Regions from separate parts of the Homo sapiens genome. Here region 1 is linked to region 2. A link is a contact called in ENCODE Hi-C or POLR2A ChIA-PET data. All regions are on one chromosome and are shown on one strand. The core of a region is the stretch at or near the end of the contact, and the rest is flanking DNA. Distances in the headings are between cores, read along the strand shown.

Evidence for each region. A loop is a pair of places that touch in the nucleus more often than their neighbours do. ChIA-PET counts read pairs that join two places held with the same protein, here RNA polymerase II (POLR2A). Pooled maps may share reads with other maps.
Region 1: a loop to region 2 is called in a map of endothelial cell of umbilical vein, with 6 times the contacts of the local background. The contact joins the enhancer-like site here to the promoter of ZYG11A in region 2. A Hi-C loop is called at or near these places in 1 of 168 maps with a recorded cell type or tissue (endothelial cell of umbilical vein) and 1 of 50 pooled maps. POLR2A ChIA-PET finds 5 or more read pairs at or near these places in 3 of 52 experiments (HEK293, PC-9 and activated CD4-positive, alpha-beta T cell).

The regions. Positions count from the first base shown.
Region 1 is chr1:53,045,528-53,049,062 of GRCh38, reverse strand. SCP2 (sterol carrier protein 2) reads right to left here. Exons shown (of 16, transcript NM_002979.5): 15 at 1,126-1,205. Among named protein-coding and RNA genes, the nearest start is that of PODN, 15 kb to the left of the region's middle. Within about 2 kb of position 1,907, at least 8 of the 41 ENCODE cell types and tissues checked have a DNase peak (open chromatin) inside an H3K27ac peak, as active enhancers do; they include PC-9 and endothelial cell of umbilical vein, where a contact is called at or near this core.
Region 2 is chr1:52,840,499-52,844,252 of GRCh38, reverse strand. It overlaps ZYG11A (zyg-11 family member A, cell cycle regulator), which reads right to left and starts at 1,493. Exons shown (of 14, transcript NM_001004339.3): 1 at 1,280-1,493. The coding sequence starts at 1,369. RefSeq lists an enhancer at 319-912 and a silencer at 1,414-1,743.

The DNA.
Region 1 (3,535 bases), core at 658-3,157, 200 kb before region 2:
GCAAATTTCTCACTTGTCATGGCATCAACTAAAATGTGCTTGGTTACGTAGAAAAAGCATTTTAAAAAAGCAAGTGGGAGTGAGATTTAGTTGTTTTATCCAATCTTGGAAATTACCAGAGAACCACAGGAATAAAACCTAAAACAAACCAGACTGAGACAACAGAAAAAATTAAGTTACATTGGAAAGAAACGTCTTAGTTTCTTTTTTATTAATGGAAAGCTCAGTATATATCAAGTTGACAGAAAGCTCACTATATCAAGTCCATTCAACACTGCAGCTGAAGAGCCTAAGAGGACCCTTGACAATTTGGGGACTAGGAAAATCTATACAAGGCATAAACACACTTTAGACAAATGCAATTTAGTCCAACAGTTGTTTACAGAATACCTAAAAACATCAGATACTGTGCTAAATTCTGGAAACATAAAGACAAATAAGATGTGCTTTGATGCTTTGAGACACTCACAGCCTAACAGGGAAGAGAGAGAGGCATATTATGACTAACATAACACAACAGGCACTAAGCTGGCAGTCCAGTACGTGGCTCAGGAGAGGGACTGGTTACAGCTCCCCAGCAACTTGGAAAGAGGTCCTTGGAGATAATATCTGAGCTAATTTTGAAAGACAAGTCATTTGTCAGGTAAGGACAGGTCAGGCAAAAAGAAGAGCATGGGCAAATAAATGGAATGTAAAAGGTCAGGCCTTTGTTCATGCCACCCCTCCCTCCTCCTGGAACACTCCTACTTTCCGCCTGGGTACTAAGCTCAAGAGCTGCTTCCTCTGTGGTGCTCTCCCTGATGGCCCAGAGAGATATGGCTGCTCCTGCCTTCATCCTCCCCTGACCACAAGCCAGGTGTGGCACCTTGGATCTCTGGCTGCACTGACTCTTTTACACATCTGTGGATGCCCTGAGCGTGGGAACTTTCTTACTCTTCTGGGCACTTCCAGCACACAAGACAGTGTGTGGCACACAGCTTGCTCCACAGACGTCTGTCAACTGTTTGGGGAACACTGAGTTTTGTGAGTCTGACCACTTTGCACTTTAGAGTCTGAGTCAGGAGATGGAGTAGAAAGGGCTGAAAGACCTACCTACTAGCAGGATATAAGCTCCATCATACTTACCGACTGAGGATTCATTTTACCAGTCATTAAAGCCAGGAAGTCTGAGTCAGCCATTGTGATTGTGCAGTCAGCCTTCTTATCTAAAACAGATACACAGGAGAAGGAAGGAGAATAGGAGGTGTTCAGTTTCACATATACATTTTTGTCAAGAGCCACTGACTGCAACAGAATTATAACCAGCACTGAGGCAGTGTGGGGAAATGGGCACTCACATATACTTCTATGGCAGCCTGGTAAAATGTGACATAAACCACAAGCAATCCTGATATTTAACAAGACGGAATTGATTAAATAAATTATGGTATATTCAAATAGTGAGGTATGATACAAGCCACAATAAGAAATGATATGGATCTGGATTTACTGACATGAAAAAATGTTCATGTTACATTATTCATGATATTATTATATAAGCCAGTTACAAAAGAAACTGTATGATGCCATTTTTGCTTAAAACAGAATTCAACTATATAAACATAGAAAAACATCTGTAAACTTAAGACACCAATATATTACTAATAGTAACTGTGACAGACTCTAAGGTGACCCTCCTGGTGTACATCCCCTTCCTTCCAGTGTGAGTAGAACCTGTGACTTGCTTCTAGCTAACAGAATATGGCAAAGATAATGAGATGTCACTCTTGTCATTTTGTTACATTAAATGATTCTACCTTGCTAGCAGACTCATTCTTGCTCTCCTGCTGGCTCTGAATGAGCTCACTGCTATGTTGTGGACTTCCTATGGAGAGGGCCACGTGGCAGGGAACTGGCCGTTAGGAGCTGAGGGCCAGCTCTGGCCTATAGCCAGTAAAAGAGGGAAGCTATCATTCCCAAGGCCACAGGGAAATGAATTCTGCCAGCAACCTGAATGAACTTGGACATGGATCCTTCCCCATTGAAGCCTCCAGATGAGAGCCCAGCCCTGGCCAAAAGCTTAACTGTAGCCTTGTGTGACTCTATGCAGAGGACCCAGCTAAGCTGTCCTCAGCCTACTTATCCATGGAAACTGTGGGCTAATAAATGTGGGCATTGTTTTAAGCTACTAAATTTGTGGCAATTTGTTATGCAGTAATAGAAAATGAATACGGTTCTCTAGATCAAGGGTTAACAAACTTTCTGTAACAGATCAGACACTAAATATTTTAGGCTTTGCAGGTCAGTAGGTCTCTATCACAACTACCCAATTCTGCCCCTGTAGTGCAAAAGCAGTCATAGATAATATATAAACAAATGTTGGCTATGTTCCAATAAAATTATTTTAAACAGGTGGCAGACAGAGGGAGGAGAAGATATTTGCAACTCATATATCTCTGACAAACAACTCATATACAGACTATATGAAGAACTCCTTTCTAAGGTACAGTGGATTACAGGAAAAGATAAAAAAAAGAACTCCTACTGCTCAACTAGAAAAGGTTAGACGATCCAATATAAAAATGAGCAAATGACACATGTAGGCATTATATAAAAGAAGATCTCCAAATGGCCAAGAAACACATGAAACAGTGCTTCACTTCATTAATCATCAGAAAATTCACATTAAAATCATGATGAGTGCCACATACCTACTAGAACAAATGGCTGAAATTTAAAAAAAAAAAAAAAAAGACAATACCCAGTGTTAGTGAGGATGGGAAACAAATGAAAGGTCAACATAATACCAGAAAGACTGTAAAATGATGCAGCCACTTTCAGAAAACAGTCTGGAAGTTTCACATAAAGCTAAACATACACATACTATATGAACTAGCAATCCTATTCCTAGGTATTTACCGAAGAAAAATGAAAACTTACGTCCACACAAAAACCTGTATGTGAATGCTTATAGTGGCTTTAAGATTCATACTTGCCAAAAGCTGGAAAAAACCCAAATGTGCATCAACTGGTGAAGGGGTAACCATTCAGCAGCAAAAAAGAATAAAATACTTCATGATCCATGCAACAGCATGAATAAATTTCAGTGAAAGAAGGAGGCTCAAAAAGCTACATACTGTATCATTTCATGTGTATGACTTCCTAAGGAAAGCAAAACTACAGGGAGAGAAATCAAACTAGTGGCTAAAAGGGCCTGAGGGGGCTGACTATAGAGGGACATGAGGACACTTTCTGGGGTAATGGAAACTGTCTGTATCTTGATTTCTGGTGATAGTTACACAACTGTATGCATTTGTCTAAATTCACAGAATTATACATCTAAAAAGGGTTGATTTTATTGTTTATTGTTAATTGTACATCAATTAACCTGATTTTTAAAAAAACCTGGCAAGTACCAAGTACTGTCAAAAATGTGGAGGAACTAAAACTCTCATGTAATATGGAAGGAAATGTAAAATAGTACATCCATACCCAAAACCTGCACTTTATCACCTAGCCCTGGGTGCGTGTCCAGTAGAAGTAAGTACGATGGAAA
Region 2 (3,754 bases), core at 244-2,743:
AGCACAACCTTAATCAGAACATTTCCTTCTCTCCATAAATTTTGGGTCGAGCCTTCACCACTCAATCCCTCGAGTTCCCCAAGGGTGGCCCTTGGCGGGTTTTTTCCAAAGTGGGGCCAGAGGTCTGAACACCTGAGGTGAAATTCAAGTTCACGAGCAAGTCAACTAAATTTCAGAGCTCCCAACTTCCCTACATCGGTAAAATGGAGCCTAGCAAAGCCTACAAAAGACTAGGGGTTACCAGACTGCTTTAGAAAGGCGACACTTGGCCGGGCACGGTGGCTGACGCCTGTAATCCCAGCACTCTGGGAGGCCGAGGCGGGTAGATCACGAGGTCTGGAGTTCGAAACCATCCTGGCCAACATGGTGAAACCCCGTCTCTACTAAAAATACAAAAAATGAGTCGGGCATGGTGGCACGCGCCTGTAGTCCCACCTACTCGGGAGGCTGAGGCAGAAGAATCGCTTGAACCCCGGAGGCGGAGGTTGCAGTGGGCCCAGATCGCGCCACTGCACTCCAGCCTGGTGACAGAGCGAGACTCCGTCTCAAAAAAAAAAAAAAAAAGAAAGAAAGAAAAGAAAGGCGACACTTAACACACAGCAGGCGCTAAACACACATTCTTTGGGTTTGCATTTTGTCCAGAGCTAAGAGTAACAGGCATTCGGCAAAGGCTGGGGACGGGACGGGGACGGGGGCGGACGCGCGGAACTGAAAGAATCTCAGACTTCGGGTTCCAGTTCCCCCAGCCGGACTAAGCTACTCGCCCGGCCCCGGGCCCAAAGGCCTCAGGTGGTAACGGCCAAAGGGTCACCGCCTCCGCGGGGCGCTGCGTCCACAACACGGGTGGGGAAACGGTCAAGGTTTGCGGCGTTTGGGTTCATGACTGCAAAAACACCGTCCACTACGGGCCAAGCCGAGTGCCATGCCCTGCACCTACGTCTAAGCTCACAGCAGCCCGCACTGGGGCGAGGAATCCTGAGGAGGCTCGCCCCGGTCTCTGGGACTGGGCTCTCGCCGCGCTGCCTCAGGGCGCAAGTTCCACGCGCTTCGCCGGGCGCAGAAAAGCACCCCCCGCTCCGCGGCGCCCAGGCCGCCTCCCCCGACAACGCACCTCCGCAGCGACGCCTGCGCCTGGAAGGGGCTCGGCATCTAGACCGCAGCCCCGCGCGGGCCACACTCCCCAGCAAGTGCCTCGGCAGCGTCCCAGGAGACTCGCCGCGCTCGCCGGAGCTGGACGTGGCGCCGAGGTCCGCGTCGCCGCCCGCACCCCGGTGCTCACCTGTACCACGCAGCAGCCCAGGGCATCCTTCTGAGCGTCAGGAGGGACGATGTTCCGGGGCGTGTGGCCCGGGTGCAAGAAATGAACCATGGCAACCCCGGCGGCGGGGCGTCAAAAAGAGAGCCGGCGTCGAGCCGGAGCCCGGATCCCGCGAGAACCAAGCGGGCGGCTGCCAGGACGCGCCCACCACGCCTGCGAGGCACACGGAGCTAGCGCCGCGCCCTGCCGGCGAGCTTTTGAAATGCCCGGCGAGGCGACGCGCACGCGGGGGCCGGCCCGCCGCAGACCCCACCCCCCGGGCGGCCTCCTAGCCCCATCCGCCCTCCGACACGCCGCTGCCGGGGCCAACCGTTCTCCTCCCGCCTCCCCAGCCTCCCCAGCCTCCCCAGACCAACCTGCCACGACCCAGCCGCTCACCCACTCCTTCCCAGCCCTGCACCTCAGGGCTTGAGAGGATATTCCCCGAGGACCGGCTGTGTAGGTTTGGGGAATACTGTATATATATATACATGTACACACACACACACACACACACACACACACACACACACACATATTCATTATTTCTATATATGTATATATTTTTTAAAGCTTTCATACATTAAAATATATATTTCAAAGACTTTGCCCCTGAAAATCTGGCAACAGCACCTCTCTAACGGTCCTCTCTGTTTCAACTCCTTAGAGTATCTGGATAAATCAAATATAAAACGAATACAAAATATTGGCAAGTATCTACCAAAAAATCTATTTAGCTTTCTTGTTACTTAAAAAGTACTCGAGAAGACCCTTATAACCTGCTCCAAGAAAGAAACCCCGAGAGACCCTTCTAACTTTCTCCAGGAAAGAAACTCCACAAGTTAGTACACATTAGCTAATTTAAGAGAAAGCAATACCTTGGAAAAGGAAAGTTCTCAAGAGCATGAGCCTTGGAGTTTGAATCCTGAATTAGAATGCCCGCTCAGCCATCTAGTGTTTGAGAACCTGGAGCAAGATTCTTGATGTCTCTGAAGCTCAACTTCCTCATCAGTAAAATAGAATGAGAATGCTTTATCTCACAGACTTAATGTAAGGATTAAATAATGTATGTAAAACACATCACAATGCTTTTTACATAGTAAGTCCTTGATAAGTGGATTGGATTCAGATGTTAAAATTATTTTTAAGTACTTTGCCTAATGCTTTTCTTTCATTTATTTATTCTTTTATTTAATCCACTTACTACAAGAAGAAAAAAAATCCTGTGCTGTAGGTATCATCCCCATTTTTCTCACAGGGAAACTGAAGAACTGACAGGTTGAATAGACAACACGTTTTTTGGCCAGCTGATGAGTGGCCAACCTGGGAGTCAAAATTGAGTTTTCTTACTGCAAGTCCAATCAATATGCTTTTTTTTTTTTTTTTTTTTTAGACGGAGTCTCGCTCTGTTGCCCAGGCTGGAGTGCAGTGACGCGATCTCAGCTCACAGCAACCTCCGCCTCCTGGGTTCAAGTGATTCTCCTGCCTCAGCCTCCCAAGCAGCTGGGACTCCAGGCGCGCGCCACCACACCCGGCTAATTTTTGTATTTTTAGTAGAGACAGCGTTTCACCATGTTGGCCAGGATGGTCTAGATCTCCTGACCTGGTGATCCGCACGCCTCGGCGTCTCAAAATGTTGGGATTACAGGCGTGAGCCACCGTGCCCCCGCCAATATGCTTTTGTTAACGGTGGAGGGTGTTCATGTTCTTGGTGTCTTGAACAAAGAATTGGACAAAACGCACAAACAAGGAAGGAATGAAGGGATTTATTGAAAATGAAAGTACACTCCACAATGCCACAATGTGGGAGTGGGCCCGAGCACTGGGGCTCAAAGACCCCGTTACAGAATTTTTGGGAGTTTAAATACCCTCTACTTGGGGTATGCCCTATGTAAATGACGAGGATGAAGGAAAGTTACAGTCATTTCCTCGGCTTTTGCCCAATGGAGAGGATATTTCCTATTACAGCTGAAGTGTGAATTTCAGCAATTTTAACTTTAATATAGAACCTGGTAAGTTATGTTCTCATAAGGTTTGACTATTTCCAGCATATCTAGAGGTGTGGCCAACTGCATATGTCCCAGGCCTTACCGAGCTAGAAAACAGGCAAGTTAAACAATTTTCAAAAGCCAAGGAAGCAGTTTATGACCTTAAAGCATTTAGCAAACCTAATATTTGAACATAATTTTGACCACATGTTTACATTTTGAAGACATTTGTATTTTATCAATAATCTTTAAACCCATCTTTATTTCCCAAAGATTACCCAAGTCACATGAACTAAATAAAAGGCATTATGTTTTTCACTTTTCTGACAAAATATTTTATTTAAGCTCTTATTATTAAACCAATTAATTTAAAACGTAACACATGAGGCCAGGCACGGTGGCTCATGCCTGTAATCCCAGCACTATGGGAGGCCGAGATGGGTGGATCGCCTGAAGTCAGGAGTTCAAG